2 separate regions of the Mus musculus genome follow, and region 2 is linked to region 1. Evidence: chromatin loops called from intact Hi-C (ENCODE). Cell type or tissue: left cerebral cortex. All regions are shown on one strand. Links, peaks and the distances in the headings refer to the core of each region. The heading gives the core; the rest is flanking DNA. Region 1 overlaps Fzd3 (frizzled class receptor 3). Region 2 has its middle 15 kb from the start of Zfp395.

Evidence for each region. A loop is a pair of places that touch in the nucleus more often than their neighbours do. Peaks named below come from ENCODE experiments on the same cell type or tissue, not always from the same donor. Only the 100,000 strongest peaks of a DNase experiment are listed, where the experiment ranks them.
Region 2: a loop joins it to region 1, with 2.0 times the contacts of the local background. A loop is called at or near these places in 1 of 42 quality-filtered maps.

What each region holds. Positions count from the first base shown.
Region 1 is chr14:65,257,326-65,261,715 of GRCm38, forward strand. The region is part of intron 1 of Fzd3 (frizzled class receptor 3); the gene reads right to left. Among named protein-coding and RNA genes, the nearest start is that of Fzd3, 2.9 kb to the right of the region's middle. In left cerebral cortex, for the core only: no CTCF peak of the experiment used is centred there; DNase peaks (open chromatin) are centred at 2,488 and 4,067; H3K4me3 peaks cover 772 bases; H3K27ac peaks cover 345 bases.
Region 2 is chr14:65,341,546-65,345,935 of GRCm38, forward strand. No RefSeq gene overlaps it. Among named protein-coding and RNA genes, the nearest start is that of Zfp395, 15 kb to the right of the region's middle. In left cerebral cortex, for the core only: a CTCF peak has its summit at 2,447; DNase peaks (open chromatin) are centred at 1,851, 2,334 and 4,125; H3K4me3 peaks cover 1,526 bases; H3K27ac peaks cover 2,565 bases.

The DNA.
Region 1 (4,390 bases), core at 158-4,157:
TGTCTTTCTCAGAAGCATCCACATTGTTTTGCTGAGATGACCAAGTCACTTACCAAGGGCCAGCTAGGCTGTCTGGTGAGCCAGTCTCAACAATCCACCTGTCTCTGAAGCTGGAATTAGACACATGCACCTTCTACACAGGGCATCTTTTTTATGTATGTACCATGGATCAGGCTCATTTGTGTATTTAGTGAGTAACCATCACTAGAGTCCCTGAAACATCTGGTTCTAATCAGAATCAGGAGAAGGTGCCATTTTTTCCTCAAGGTAGGCTCATCCATGGAAAAGCTCTAATCTAAAGATGAGTGAAATGTTGAAAGGCTGTCTTCTCAGGCTGGCTAAGAAAGCCAGATCCAAACAACTTAGGTGGAAAAGCAAGAAACAGGTAATTCTGACTCAAAAAGATAAAATATAGCAACCCATTAAATAAAATAAAGGTTAAGGTTGTTGGAGGCAATATTTTATTATACTTTTTTTTTTCTTTTTTGGCAAGAATCTGTAGGATTCCAACAGAATAAAGAAGCCCATTGAGCTAACAGAAGGAGTAGGCAGTTCTGGGCACCAGAGTCCAAGAAAAAAATGAATGCTATGACAGTTCATGCTCTGTGAGTTAAGAGGCACTTTCACCTCTCCACAGCACAATATCAAATATTTGGAAAATCGATTGTTAGTGCTTGGTAACATTCTTGATTGGGGCTAGAGACACAGCTTGACGTTAAAGTGCTTTCCTAGAGTGTGTGTGAAGCCATGGTTTGAGTTCCTATACTAGGTGGGGCATGGGAAATACTAGAAATGTATACGTTTTTAGTTTTATGAATGTAGATCATCGGGAATCTGGTATTTTCCAATTATTGTCCATTTTGATGAGAAAAAGGTCTTTAAAATTAATGAACTGATCACATGATCTGAAGGACAGCAAGAAAAAGATGAATGAAATGTTGAAGGGCTGTTTTCCCAGGCTGGCTAACAAAGCCAGAACCAAACAACTCAGGTGGAAAAGCAAGCGGATACCAGATGCAGCCACGGAAAACGTGTGCACAAGGGGCACACACTTTTCAAGAAAAATGGCAACAAAAGACTGTGCTCATAAACGCTTCTGCATCACTTTCTCCACAGACAGGGTCTATCTCACTATTCTTAGTTTACATTTAATTTTGACACCCTGTAAATACAGCCAGTTCAGAAATTTCATCTGTAAGTTGTAATGCTAGATACACTAGCTACAGCATGGAAAGCCAGGATGTTCCCATCTTTCAGACACATTTTTCAAGAATGCATTGCAAAGGATTAGCAATGGGTTGCTTTAAGTCAGTCCCTCTGAAGGAAACCTATTCCTACTACCTTCTCCAGTATCACTTCCCTTTTCCTAAAGCCTACTCAGAATTTGGCCTGTTACTTTCCATTTCTTACGGGGGGTTATATGTGTGTCCTGCACGTGCCAGGTGTCTTCCTCTAGTGCCTTACAATTTTTTTTTTTTTGAGACAAGGTTTTTCACTGAAACTGGGCTCACCAACTGGATAGATTAGAAGAGCTTCAAGCCCCCAGGATCTTTTTGTTTCCATTCTGGCCAACACTGGGTTACAAGCACCCACTGCCACACAGGGCTTTTTACATGACTATGGAGGTCCTCATTCACACACAGCAAACACGTTATCAATGAAGCCACCTCCTCAGACCTCTGTATCATACAGTTAAAGAAAAAAGATTCATCCTCACAAAACTGCCTCTTAGCTATTGCCAAAAAGAAAGTTCATATAACATCATATTGAATTCATAGAATCTATATTTGTATTAATATCAGAGTAACTCTTTTCTAATCTCTCTCTTTTTTTTTCTTTTTTTGCCTGAAGCAAGGAGTCAGCCACCATCTCTTACAGCTAAGGTTATCTATCACCTGACTCCTGAGCCTCCTGCCTCTCTCTCAAGTGCTACAATTACAGGGATGTGCCTTAGTGCCCATCATCTTTCTAACTTTTAAATTTCATTTTGCCATCTACTAATTACAATCATCTAATCTTCCATTGTGCTGAAAGGTATTGCTTAAAGAAACAGTACTTCTAGATTCAGAATTTAAAGCAAATGATAGGCACCAAATTTCAAACTAGTAAGCTCTGAAACTAAGACAAGCAAACAATCTTTCAAAATTAATCTGTAAATAAAACTCAAAATTCAAAGATAGATTCTGTACGCTTGGTTGGTTTTGTTTGCAGTACTAGGGACTGGACTCAGTCTTGTGGGTGCCAGGTAAGCAGTCTACCACCTTGGTCTGTATCCCCAGTCCTAAAGTTGAATAGAGGCTGGCAAAAAGGATGGCAAAAAGGATAAAATAAATAAAGGTGGTCCAAGAACTCTGAGCTTTTGTGAGGAAATAGCAAGTGCTCGTGTTTTTCCCTTAGCAAAACCATATGCTTTGTGTGCTTTCAGTAAAGTACTGTTTTGGTGAGACATAATGAGGGGGAGACTGGAATGTATTAAGCTCACTCCCTGAGTTGTAGTCTTCAAAAGCTTCATTTATAGTGCATTCCCTGGATGCACTGAAGCTAGTGGTTCCCAGAATGATAAACTAGAAATTGGAGAGGGAGACCATTTCTGAAACAGCAGCTAAACGTCTCTTCGAGCCAATGAAGAGTTGTTATTCCCAGCCTTACAAGTACCACCACTGAAAACTCCTTTTCTTTCCTCAGAACCTTACTGTATCTCTCTGCACAGATCTCTACTGAATGAAGATAATGATGTGCTAAGAACTGCTACCTACCACCTGCCTCCTAAGAACAATCAATATACCAAGATGCTCAGAAGGCTTTGGGTTTTTTTGGTTTTGGGTTTTTTTTATTTGAGAAGAGGTTTCTCTATGCAGTCCTGGGTGTCCTGGAACTGGCTATGTAAACCAAGCCAGCCTTGAATTCACAGAGATTCTCCTTTAAGTGATGGGATAAAAGGTGTGTGCCACCACACCTGATTTCATGCTCAGTTTTACATACAAAATCATTGTAGAGTGTTAGTAACAAACTAATATAAAACATAAGTGGGGTAGATTCCCAGCTCCCAGAGGTCAAGCAGGGAAACACTCTTTTGTAAGCAGAACCCCCTCCTCTCTTCTTCCCACACAATAAAGGTTTCATGCTGTATTATACAAAGACTTACACTGTATTATACACATCACTATTAAATTCCTCTCAACCCTTTCTACTTCAAATATCTCAAGCATGGAATTAAAACAAAACAAAACAAATTAAAACAAAACAAAACAAAACAACCATCCACTTGAAGACCCAAAACAGAAAATAAAGTTCATAGAAATCTGGGGGGAAACGGACGAGAAGGCCACAGTCACTTTCTCTTCTATTAATGGACCCTTACTAGCCTTTTAAGAGATGAGAGGCACATTATCACTAGACAAAAGGAAAAAAAAACAGGAAAGATGAAAGAGAATTCTAGACTTTATTTAAAAATATGCCTATTTTGCTAACAGTTTCAAAGCATTTGGGGGCAGACAGATCAACACTACCCACTGTTTTACTAAGTCTAGGGAAGAGCTGCAACCGGGTTATAGTTTATCTCGGTTTTATCCTTCCAAATATTTACACTCCTTTCCCTGGCTCCTTAACCCTGAATCTTTTTACCTTTATGCTGTGGTTCAAGAAAATGTGTTGTTTCGGGGGTGGAGGGGGGACGACGACGACGACACTGATTTGTTTAAAGGTAGAGAGAGAATGTAAGGTCTTATCGCCTCCTTTCTTTTTGAGAAAGTGGTCCACTACACAGCCTATTCTGGCCTGTAACTTTCGGAGATTCTCTTGCTTTAGTTTCCGATTACTCAAATTACAGGCATGAGCCATTATCATGCACAACTTGAGTACCCGCTTCTTAATACACAACTAGATTTATCTAGTCCTCTTCTAGCCCATTATGCCCAGTAGACCACCGAGGACCAAAGCAGGCTGAGAAGGGAGGTGGCATCCTTAAGCCCAGCTGGTCTTTGTTTCCCTGCTCTCATGTACTGGTTTTGCAAAGCAACCCAATTCCCATCAACAAACATTCTGGATGTACTGAAGGACTTTCCCACCGTGAGATTTAAGCTGGTGCGTCTGTTCGGCAGTCTGAGAAATTCAGAAGGGAGCTAAAAATTGTGATTCTATCATTGGGCGAAAACCCAGACCTCTCGAGACGTTTTTCAACTTTAAGTCTCTTCTGCCTAATTAATGGCATGTGCTTTTGTTCTTTTTCTACCCACAAGAGGGAAAGAATAGGAAAAGGGAGGAGAAAAGAAAAATGAAAAAGCCCTCTCCTCTTCCCTTGAGGAAGTCCCTACCTCCAAGAGTCCCAAGATGCGAAAAGCCTATGGGATGTTTACAACCTTAACGTTACCCGCATCTCAGTGCCTTTATT
Region 2 (4,390 bases), core at 170-4,169, 84 kb after region 1:
CTTGTAGTGAGTGTCCCTGATATCTGAATGAAGTTCTCTTGGCTCTTGCAAGTCCCGTGTAGTGTGAGTGTGTGTGTGTGTGTGTGTGTGTGTGTGTGTGTGTGTGTGAGAGAGAGAGAGAGAGAGAGAGAGAGAGAGAGAGAGAGAGAGAGATTGAGAAAATGTATGTGTGTGTGGCCATGCGTGAGAGACCAGGACATTGGATATCCTGTTTTATGACTCTTGGCCTTATTTCCTTGAGACAGGATTTTTTTAATGTACCTGGAGCTAGGTCAGTAAGCCCCAGTGATCCTATGCCCCAACAAAGTACTGTTTTACAAGTGTTCACACAGGCAGACACTGGGATTTGAACTCAGTGCTCATGCTTGTGCACTCTTACCCACCGAACTCTCCCCAGCTCCAGCTCCCACCCTTTGTACTATTTTCCCTTCCAACTCCTGCATGATGGCCCTAACAGTCAGCTGGGAAGCAGAAACTTGGTTCTAAGTCTCACTGGCTGTATACCCCAGGTAATACCTCTCTTGGCTTCCTATAATTCTGGAGTTGCATAAGGAAGCAAAAATTCCTTTAAATATGTTTAAGATTTATCTCTGTTCTATGTGTACGTGTGAGAGACTGCATGGGTGTATGGGTACAGAGAAATTCTGCCTCATAAAATAAAAAAAGAAGGAAAGAAGGAAGGAAGGAAGGAAGGAAGGGAGGAAGGGAGGAAGGGAGGAAGGGAGGAAGGGAGGAAGGGAGGGAGGGAAGAAGGAAGGGAGATAAAGTTATGGGCCCAGAGGGTAATGTATATAAGTTTTCATTTAACACACATTGAAACATTTGTTAACCACCAGTACCCACAGGATGGAGTTGAGGCTAATAGAGAGACCTGATAAAGGAGAGAGAGCAAAAAGGCTCCATCTGAAGAAACTTGAGCACACTATCACTTGTGTAATTTATGGAATGAGGGGTCAGAATAAAAGACCAGGGTCTTGTAGTGTCTCCCTGTCCTGTCTGGGTCTATGGCCAGCTTCTTTCTCAGACTCCCATCTTCGTCCTGTTCCAGACCCCACCATCCACACCTCTTTCCTTGGCACCACAGATCGTTCACTGCACATTCCTTCCACTTAGAAACGTGTTCGGTGCTGGATCAGGTAGTTCAAGTCTGTAAGCTCAGCTGTTTGGGAAAGAGAGTCACAAGTTCTCAAACTAATCTGTACAAAGAAGAATGGGGGTGTAGCTCAGTGGTGGACGGCTACAATAACAGGAACAAGGTCTGGGTTGAATCCCACAAGATTTCAAGGGTTACTAGCCATAAGATGCATTTGCCTTAGCCTGTAAAGAGATCCCCTGTTTGTTCCTCCATCCTTCCCCCCAAAAAACCTTGACTTCAGGCCCCTAAAGCCTTGTCAGGCTGCTGCAGGTACTAGCAGGGAGCACGTTAAAAAGACAACAGTGTGTGACCAGTCCTGAGTGATTTTTTTTTTTTTTTATTAGCTTGGATGCCAATCCCTATTCTGAACACCTTATCTACTGGTGTTACTCTGTGCATCATCTCTGTTAGGTAGTTACTGTCGCTCCTCCTCCGGGTTATAAGTTATCTCTGGAATCCAGCAAAGATTTGCCTAAGATAACAAGTAGGTGAAGAAAGGGGCTGCGGAATTCTGGCCTGAACAATCCTTCCTCTTGTCACAGGCACAAGAAAGTACTGCTGGGAAGGCCTCCCACCTCTCTTTGCCAGCTATGCCTAGCTCCATTATAGCAGTTGTGCTGTCCCCGGATGAGGCGGGGGCTGAGACTGGGCTGCAGGTTTGGAGTGGTCAGTCATTTGACACTGACCAGTAAGAGACCAGACAGAAGCAACAGGAGGTGGAGTCTGACAGTGGATCTCTTCAGTCCTGAACCTCAAGTTCGCTCACCTTCTAGGAAAGGGCGACCAGCGCCACCCTGACCGCGCAGGGGTGCGCGTTTACGCCGCCGGAATGTATACGTTTAAGGACCGAAAGGCCGATTCTGGGGCTCAGGCAGCGACTTTAAGAGGTTCAGCCGAGCAGAGGCTATAGGGAAGATGGAGCAAAGCGCGTTGCGCCTGCAGAAACAGAAGCGGCATACACGCCGCCACGAAGCCCAGCCCGGCTCGCGGGCTGGAGCAGAGCCAGGCCGCGCAGGCCTCGGGGCGGGGCGGGACGGGATCTGGCCACGCCCCCAGCTTATTTTTCTCTCCGGCCCATAGCGCGAGTCACGTGGGCGGGGCCGCGTGGGCGGGGCGGTCCCTTGGGAGGAGGCTGGCTGAAGGCTCCGGGCCTCTAGCGCTCCGGGACCCGGCGAGAGAAGGAACGGAGGGGTGGGAGTGGAAGAAGGCATGCGGGCGGGGCCTGTCGTGGGGGCGGGGCCTGTTGCTAGGGCTGGCGCAGGAAACTGGGCTCAGGGGCCCGGCTTACTGGCTGCGGGCTCCGGCTGCTTGTTTACTCCTGGCGGGGGAGCAGTAACCCGGTGTTGGCGGAGGGGGGTGGGAGAGCAAGCGCGAAAACGTGGCCCGGAGTTCCAAGCTGAGGGAGCGGAACGGGCTGGGGGCCGGGGCTGCGGTGGGCCTGGATAGGAGCTGGATGATCCGGCGCAGCGCAGTCTTCAAACAAGTTCCTAGTGGCTGCACAGCTCCTCCTGGCCTTTGCGCCTTCCACCCTGCACACACAGTACTGTGGTTGGTGAAGGGTTGCATGCACATCGTTTTTTTAGGCCCTGAATTTCTTGGATCCTTTAGGATAGGACTATGGAGCGGTGTTTCTAGTGTTGCTGCTCGAAGAGGTGGACGCCTGCTGCGTGCTTGTTCCTGAGTGGGTCTCTGCCACTTTTTTTTTTTTTTCCAGGAACTGATTCATTTGCTGGTCCTCACGTAGTTCACATGCTTGCATCTGGCCACAATACACACAAATAAGCCCTTTGGGGGTTGTTCTAGGCAATTCAATAGCTTGTGCTTGGTTTTTCTAACTAGGATGAGCCAGAGGGCTGCTCACACAACCTAATGTGCTCCACAAATGAACTCGCAAAAATTAGCGAACACCGGGCAATACCTTCCTCAAATGAGTTTCCATTCATCTGAAAAATACAAAGCACGGAGAAACTGTAGCTGTACGTGGTATTTGCTACTGTATCCATTACCACTACCTAACCGGTTTATATCTGAGGACTTGAAGCACACCACATAAAGACTCTAGTCAGTCAGAAGTCACAAACATAGAGAAGGAAGGGAACAGGAGGCTTTTGAATTACCCCACCCCCCAAAGCGCTGACCCTATTGTGTGAGGACGTGTGATTTTCTGTCATTAGTGTCTCTAATTTGGAACATCAGTCCTCTATTCCCTGGTGTTAGTTATTAAAGATGTATTATTATCTTAGATTGTGTGTGTGCTTGCATGTGGGTATATGTGAGTGAGTGCAGGTTCCCAAATGACCAGAGGTGCTGCATCTCCCGAAGCTGGAGTTCCAGGCTGTGGTGCACTGCCCAGTGTGGGGAACTGACCTCCAGTCCTCTGGAACAGCAGCAGCCCTCTTAACTCCTCTGCCAGCTCTCCCTGTGGTTTCATTTGGCTTCACCATCCTAGAATCCTACCCTTTCTGGGATCAGTGGTCTAGTGGGTGGGGCTTTTTATCACCGCAGTCAATTACAAGTCGTCTCCCCCAACCCCCATGACAAACAAGGAGGTAGTTGGGAGAGAAAAGGCTGTTTTCTGCTAGAGTTGCTAAGTTGAAATGTCAGAGTTGTGAGTTGCCAACAAACTGTGTTCCCTAATATATGAAGGAAGTCCTTTCAGGGGAAGGGAGGCTCTTTTGAGGTAGGAAAAATAAATGAAACTACTAAGATAAACGGACATGAGAAATTTAGAGACTAAATCATTACAAATAGGTTTAAACTTGGGCTCTCCAGAGCTGGGAATGGGTCTAGTTCCATATTAGAGCTCTTGACCAGTGTGCAATATGGCCTGAAGTGTTTCTAGATTTCTCAGTTAAGCAGACAAGTCTGCTCTTTTTTTTGCTTAAGCTAGCATAAACCGAGTTCCTCTTACTTATCTCTAAAAAGAAGTCTGACTAATAAGTTTGGCACGGAGTTTATTTTTCCCTCCTAGAATAATGGAAGTTGGGTGCTGGCCACAACTATCACTTCTTAAGTGTTCTACTTCCCGTAATGAGTCATGCCAAGTGTGTGTGTCCCATGGATGTGGGTTAGACAGCAAGCCCAATTCTTCAGGAAGTATCACTGCAATTGCAAACAGGACACACTTCAACCAGCACAAAAGGAGGGTTAGACAGATAACACTTAACCTCGGGAGACTGTAATTGTCTGAATCGTGAATAAAATATAGACGGAGATTTTAGCTTTTATAAAATGTATGCATTTTTAAAGGATCTT